3 separate regions of the Homo sapiens genome follow, and all the other regions are linked to region 1. A link is a loop called in an ENCODE intact Hi-C map of the cell type or tissue named here. Cell type or tissue: Calu3. All regions are shown on one strand.

Region 1 (2,500 bases):
GAGTAGGTTGGGAATAACTAAGAAATAATAAGGAAAGGAACATGTGACTTGAAATAAAGGTTCAATTCAGAGTAGTTTGGAGGTTATTTTTTGTCTTCTTCTTTTAAAAACACATTTAAACCTAGAGTAGCAAACCCTGACATGAACTAATCACTGCCTTCAATTATTCAGTTGTCCAAAAAAGAGAGCATAATTTACTGTTTTGTTCAAAAGATATTTATTGAACATTTTGTTAACCTGTGTTGGGCTGTAGAAACACAGTAATGAAGCAGATGCAGACTCTGCCCCTGAACTGTGTTCACCTTTTATGAGTTTGAGAGTAAGGGAAGCATGGAATGCTAGAAGAATCACTGGAAGAAGCATTCAATCCAGCCTTGGAGCTTTACCTGGTGTTTCCCAGAGGAGATAATATCTAAGCTAAATCCTGAACGATGACAAGGAAATACATTAATTCTATTTTTAGATCTTTGTTATTATACAACCTTAACAGCGTTTCCCAGATATTTTAATGTGGAAATAAGAAGGTAAATAAAACAGTTCTTTTCTTTTCATCATCATCACCCTGATCAGTCAGCCCTAGCCACTTTCTTTTTCTTCCTCCAAAAATAGGAGCAAGAAAGAAAGATAAATTAGGGGAGAAGTTTGGAAGTTTCTTGAATAGCTTTCTGGAGCAGATTATACCTACCTATAGAGGAACTTTGTACTAGACACACACCCACACACAAACAAACACACAAACACCTTATTAATAGTCGAATGCCCAGAAACTCACAAAGCTAATATAAAGAAGAGGAATTGAAAATTAAAATTGACCACTGAGGTCTGTAAGAGAATTATGTAAATGAATCATTGATCTCACAAATACAGGCTGTGATAGTTAATTTTATGTGTCAGCCTGACTGGATGCCCAGACATCTGGTTAAACATTATTCTGGGTGTGTATATGAGGGTGGTTTTTGGTGAGATTAACATTTGCATTGGTAGACTGAATAAAGCAGATTGCCCTCGCTAATGTGAGTGGCCCTCATCCAATCTGTTGAAGGTTTGAACAGAACAAAAGGCTCAGAAAGGGAGAACTCACTCTCTGCCTCACTGTCTTCAAGCTGAGACACAATACAATCTGACTCTTCTCCTGCTTTCAGGCATGGACTTGCACTGCTTGGACTGGAACTTACACCAACAGCTCTACTGGTTCTGAGGATTTCAGACTTTAACTTGGACTAAAACTACACTGTTGGCTCTCCTGGGTCTCCAACTTAACTACTGCATATCCTAGTACCCCTCAGCTTCCATAATAAGAAATCTCTCTCTCTCTATCTATAGATGTATATCTATTGCTAGATCTCTATCTATATTGATGTAGAGATACAGATATTGATCCATATCTATCTAGATAGATCTATATCTATACCTATATCTATATCTATTTATCCACCCAGAATACATTCCAAGACCCTCAGTGAATGCCTGAAACCATGGATAGGATAGTACCAAACCCTACATATGTTTGTATCTACATGTTCATACAATACACTGTGGATATGCTAGATAAAGGAATGATTCACATCCTTGGTGGGACATAGCAGGACAGTGAAAGATTTTATCACACTACTTAGAATGGCACACAGTTTAAAGCTTATGAACTGCTTAGTTCTGGAATTTTTTATTTAATATTTTCAGACCACAGTTGACCTCTGGTGACTGAAACTATGGGTAACTGAAACTGTGGAAAGTGAAACTGTGGATAACAGGGGACTACTATACATACAAACACACATATATGGATCTATATCTATATCCTATTCATTCTATTTCTCCAAAGAACCCAGGTTAATATAGATTTGGGTACCAAGAGTGGCTCCAGAGGAACAGAATTTTAAGAATAAGTTTTCTCAATTGGGTTTGGGATTTCTGGCATTGGCTCTCTCACCTGATTAAAGACACTAATGACTTTATTGCCAGAAATAAAGAGAGTACTTATAGTCTACGGTGTGATCTGGCACTAGAGATATGCAAAATATCTCCAATACATATTCCTATTTAAGAAGCAAGGAAGGAGTGACTGTGTACATGATACTTTTGAACATGTCTGGAAAAGTAACAAATATAATAAGAGATTAACTGGCTGCTCCTAATATCACTGGACAGTGGTAAAAGCCCTACCACCCTCTGCAGATAACTCCTCTTCTTTTGAGAAATAACTCTTGGCCTGCTACTGAGCCTTAGTAGAGACTGAATACTTAACCATGGGCCACCAAATTACCATGTGAACTGAGCTGTCTATCATTCCTGGGTATTATCTCACCCACCAAGCCACAAAGTTGGGTATATACGTCAACATCCATCATCAAATGGAAGTGATACATAGAGAATAGGGCTAGAGCAAGTTGTGGGGGCACAAATAAGCTACATAAAGAAGTGACCCAAATTCCTCATTGTCCCTACTCCTGCTATACTGGCTTCTCTCCTTCAGGATGTACCTATGGCTTTATATGGTGTA
Region 2 (2,500 bases), 590 kb before region 1:
TTCAAACTGAAGTGCATGTGAATCATCTGGGGTGTCTTATAAAATCTTCATTCTCATCCAGTAGGTCTACTGGGGTGGGCCTGGGATTGTGCAGGTTTGACAAGTTCTCAGGTGATGATGAGGTCTCTGGATAAGACTCTGAGGAGCAAGCCCTAGGCAGGACATAATACCACTCTGTGGTGGGCCTAATCTCCCAGATTATCAGCACTGGGTAGAGAGGTTCTTAATTCTGGATGCACATTACAAACACCTGGGAGTTTTAAAACTATTGCTGCTTGGTTCCCAGCCCTGATCAATTAAATGATCATCTCTGGGCTGTGCTTGGGCATTATTTTTCCCCTCCAAACGATTCTAATGTGCATGTGTATACAGGGTTAAGAACCACTGACTCAGAGCTCCAGATGTGGAGTTGGGAGATGAGGGTTCAAGTTCTGTCTCTGTTACATACTCTCTGTGTGACCTTGACCTTTCCTGATCCCCAATTCTCTCATCTGTAGGAAAAGGCTCTGAACGCAGGGCCACACCCCAGGCACCGTTACTTCATCAAATACCAACAGAATCTTGAAATCTAGGATTCCAAGATTGTAAAGCCCTAGAATTGCAAGAGTCTAGAATTCTTACAATCTGATATTCCAAAGCTATAGGATTTATACACATACATTATGTATGTACATTCATATAAACACCATACATATAACATATGGAATGTATGTGTGTGTGTGTGTGTGTGTGTGTGTGTGCATATGTATACGCACACATATATATTCTCTTCCTATAGCACTATATTAAAGGCACTCAAAATAAAAGGTAGGGAAAGTGGAAGTCTATTTGGCAGAGGCTACTTTTCCAGGGTTTAAATAGGAGCTCTAGTCAAGTAGGGTGTAATATTACACACACCCACTGTTCCCATCCCTCCTGCTCCAACGTCATCCAGACCATTAGTCAGTACTCCACTTATTTTTTTTGAAGAATATTTTCAGATGTTTCAGAAGGCTAAAACGTTAAAAGGAACTATTTATTCAATGAGTCTACTTTATGACTGGGTTTAACACAGGCTTTCTCTGGTGCCAGTGAATGTCCATTGATTTGTAGATAGTAAGACATTGTTAGGAACATGACTTCATTCTAAGTTGTTTTTCAGAGCTAAGTGTGAGTGATATGCGGTATCTCAGCACTTATCCTTTACAAATTCTTTACACTGTACTTCAGTAAAGATCAAAAGACAAATCTGAAACAGGAAGTTCATTAACAAGTATCCACCAGGCCCATGATTTTGCACTTAGCTTCCTTTACCTCTGGAGGGCGACAATAGCTGCTTGTTCATTTTCATTCTCCGCCTGGGTTATCCCGAGGAACTGCCATGCCTACGAAAGACAACTGATGTTAACATTGCAAGATGAAGCAGAATTACTCATGTGCTTCAGTTGGTTTGTTGACCTGTGATGGATCCCCTATGCAGAGCAAGCTGTCTCATATGTGAGCGCTATATAAAAGGGAAAAATATTGTATGCATTTCTTCATTCAAACTCTCTTGTGACACCTGGCTCAAGATCCTCTGTCATTATTTCCAAATTCGTTCAGTATTTATCCTTTCCTATAACCCAGTGCGATGGAAACCTCTGAATTTCTGAGATTTCGTTATATTAGGTATCTTAAAACCAAAGGATAAATATATAAAATTATACGATTGTGAGGAAAAGGGGTGGAAATATAACCCAGAAATGTAGCTAAATGAAATTTACAATAAGGAATCTCAAGATGTACAATATTAACTTAGCTTGTATGAATGAAAGTCACTTACTAGAAGAATTCACAGGAGATTTAGGAACTAGGAAAAGCAAAACAAACAAAATCTCCCATGATGTGTTCATTCCTCTAAGGTAATCACTGTTAAAATGCACAAAACATATAACACAATCATAATGTAGACATAATTTTATAGTCTACATTTATACATTTCATCGTACCTTAAGCCCTTTTTCATGTTTTTACAAAATCCTTGTAATTTTTAATTTGGATTTTGTTGAATGGCTATTCCATTATTTACTCAACAATTCCCTTATTGCTTTAAGTTGGTTGCAATTGTTTGCTATTGTAAATAATATGAAGAACATCTTCAAGCAGATAGCTTATGTTTTTATATCTAGAATTAAAGTTTTTAACACAGCAAATTTTTCTCTGTATACTCATAAGAACAATAACTCTCACACTGTTATAAGAGTAATACACACAAGCAGAAACCTCTCATTACACACATTGTCTTCAAATTTGCTGGGGGTGGAGGTATATTAGGGTCTTAAGGTTTAAAAATGTTTGGGGAGTGTGTAACTCTCCTTCCCAAGGCTGGGAGAGTTACACACTCCCCAAAGACTCTTACACACTCCCCAAACATCATTTTAGATTATACCGTTTTAAAACAAAACTCTATGAAAGCACAGTTATCTTAAAGTGCCATTTGAATGGTTTTGGCTTTTCCTCTCATGGGTTATAATTACATATA
Region 3 (2,500 bases), 350 kb before region 1:
AAGAGTGTTTTAATGATATTTGAGGAAATTATTTGGAGGGTTTTGATGGGTTGAAAATTTTTTTCATATTAAAGTGATGAGATATAGGCTCCTGTTAACTGAAAATTTACTATTTCAACATTTTTTAAGAAGCAGATTATTTTCAGATAATGAAGATAATGAGAGATGCTTATATATGTGTGTAAGTGTATGTTTTCAATATTTGTTCTAGAATCAAATACCTCTGGGATGCTAGTAGTGATGCCTACTCTGTGAGTTTATGTTGAGTTTTGCATTGTAATTCTGTATTTTCTAAGTTTTGCAAAGTGAGGTTTGCCATGAAGTTTTGCCAATAAAGCAAACAAACTAAAAAGGAAGATAGATAAATGAGGGTCCCAGACTTCATTTCAGTGACTTCAGTGAGGCGGGAAGAAATTGAGTGCTATTTGTAAAAGGGGTGTGGCAAGAATGTGTTTTTGGTGAAAACATGATGAAAACCTAGAGCATATGACACGGGTTCTGAGAAAGGAGTGAATAGCTACTTAGTAGATTCTTCTGTGTTGCTCTTTTGTATCTGAAACATTCATATAATTTTGTGTCTTTTGAACACCAGTGCAAGTCAGAGGGTAGGACTCAGAAACTCTAGGGGACAATCACAAAGGCATTTAACATTAGGCTGGATACCTTGTATTTATGTTATCTGTAAGGAGCTAACATGAATATTGACAAGTACTGCTGAAAATGTGTGGTAGAGAGATACAGAGTTTCTGTAATTCAGCTGTTCCTAAGTTTCCTATGTTAACAGCAGTGATGGTTCCTCATCTCGCTTGATTAGGAGGAAGTCCTGTTTGTTACCTTCTTCCTCTTTTTGAGACTCTCCAGTAATATATGTCTTCTCATCTGGACAGTTTCTTTAGGTTTCTTGGTTTCTCATAACCATTTCTTAAGGCTTCTGCAGCAATTCACACAACACCTTGTTCCATGTGTGGACCTAGGTCCCATTCTAAATCCCCCAGACCTGTAAGAGCAGGCTGTGGTTTTAAATAAAACTTTATGAAAGGCTTGAGGCTAACAGAATGGGGTTTACGATGCAGAAGAAAACCAACTGGAGATTAGATGTTGCTATTCCCAACTGGCCATTCTCCCATTTTCCTTGGCCAGTGCCATGTTAGAGAAGTGTGTTCTTCCCCATCATTTAGAGGTGGCATTGACAAAATACTCTCTGTTCTTGGGTTCAGAACCCCTAAAATTGGACAATTTATGGTTTTCAGAAACAGCACTCAATGAAGAGGCCCTTTATTTATAATGCAGTGCAGTTTAGCTCCTCATTGTCCATTTGAGATTAGGATCTTAGTGTGATAGCTGTCTTGCTAAAGTTATTGAATTGTTTTTTTTCTCAAATAAGAGTCCTGAGCCATAAGGGTGAAATCAAGCCACCACCATGAGCAACAGAAAGAACTGTAGAAACTTTGACATTACAAAAAAAAAAAAAAAAGTTTCAAAAAGTTTCAAAGCTCTTAGAATCAATTCCTTGGGCTTGGCTCAAGTTCAAAAATCTGGTTACTCAGCCTATTCTGCTCTTATCAAAAGGTTTTGCAAACAGAAAATTTCCTCAAGCACTTAAATTAGCATGCCATGATTGGTTGGAGTGTATGTGAGGGGTATTTTCCAAAGCTGACTCCAGCAGTCACGTTTTCATTTCTCCCTGTTACATTTCTAATGAGCCACAGATGGAAAATCAGAATTAATAATATCAGAATTTGCATATCATTATTACCAATGTAAGATATGCAAAATGTCACTGAGTCCCAGCTCTTATACCTACTAGATATATGTGGCTTTTGTAAGTCACTGAATCTCATTCAGCCTTAGTTTCTTAACCTGAAAAATGGAGATAATACTTACCCTTAAGGTTTATTGCAAAGATTGTAGATCAGTTCCATAAATTGCTGGGCATGGTGTCTTGCACATCACAGATAATGAATAAATTATAGCTATTGTGACTATATGATGAGGATTCATCTTCACCTTTCTTGCTCCTCTTTCCCTCTGTCACAATCACCTGGCAAAAACTCAACTTTGATTAGATTCAACTTTCTACTGTTTTCACACCTGCAAAACATTGCTGGCCTCATCTGACATTGAAAACCACAAGCCGTGGTGGCTCACGCCTATAATCCCAGCACTTTGGGAGGCCGAGACAGGCGGATCACCTGAGGTCAGAAGATCGAGACGGGCCAACATGGCCAACATGGTGAAACCTACTAAATACAAAATACTAAATACAAAAATTACTAAAATACAAAAATTAGCCAGGCGCGGTGGTGTGCGCCTATAATCCCAGCTACTCTGCAGGCTGAGGCAGGAGAGTGTCTTGAACCCAGAGGCTGTGTGAGCGAGATCGTGCCACTGCGCTCCAGCCTGGGTGACAGAGGGAGACTTCCTCTCAAAAAGAAAAAAAAAAAAGAAAAGAAAAGAAAAAAGAAAACCACAAAATTCGAGTACATTACTGATGCTGCCC

What was found. Hi-C counts contacts between places; a loop is a spot of excess contacts. Peaks named below come from ENCODE experiments on the same cell type or tissue, not always from the same donor. Only the 100,000 strongest peaks of a DNase experiment are listed, where the experiment ranks them.
Region 2: it touches region 1 in a loop (2.4-fold over the local background); 2 of 110 quality-filtered maps call a loop at or near these places.
Region 3: it touches region 1 in a loop (2.3-fold over the local background); 2 of 110 quality-filtered maps call a loop at or near these places.

What each region holds. Positions count from the first base shown.
Region 1 is chr3:180,401,778-180,404,277 of GRCh38, forward strand. No RefSeq gene overlaps it. Among named protein-coding and RNA genes, the nearest start is that of LINC02053, 11 kb to the right of the region's middle. In Calu3, no CTCF peak of the experiment used is centred here; a DNase peak (open chromatin) is centred at 1,004.
Region 2 is chr3:179,810,508-179,813,007 of GRCh38, forward strand. It overlaps PEX5L (peroxisomal biogenesis factor 5 like), which reads right to left. Exons shown (of 15, transcript NM_016559.3): 11 at 1,294-1,364. Among named protein-coding and RNA genes, the nearest start is that of PEX5L-AS2, 86 kb to the right of the region's middle. RefSeq lists an enhancer at 1,105-1,154. In Calu3, CTCF peaks have their summits at 1,274 (motif pointing right) and 1,480; a DNase peak (open chromatin) is centred at 1,314.
Region 3 is chr3:180,047,475-180,049,974 of GRCh38, forward strand. No RefSeq gene overlaps it. Among named protein-coding and RNA genes, the nearest start is that of PEX5L, 12 kb to the left of the region's middle. In Calu3, no CTCF peak of the experiment used is centred here; DNase peaks (open chromatin) are centred at 1,537 and 2,137.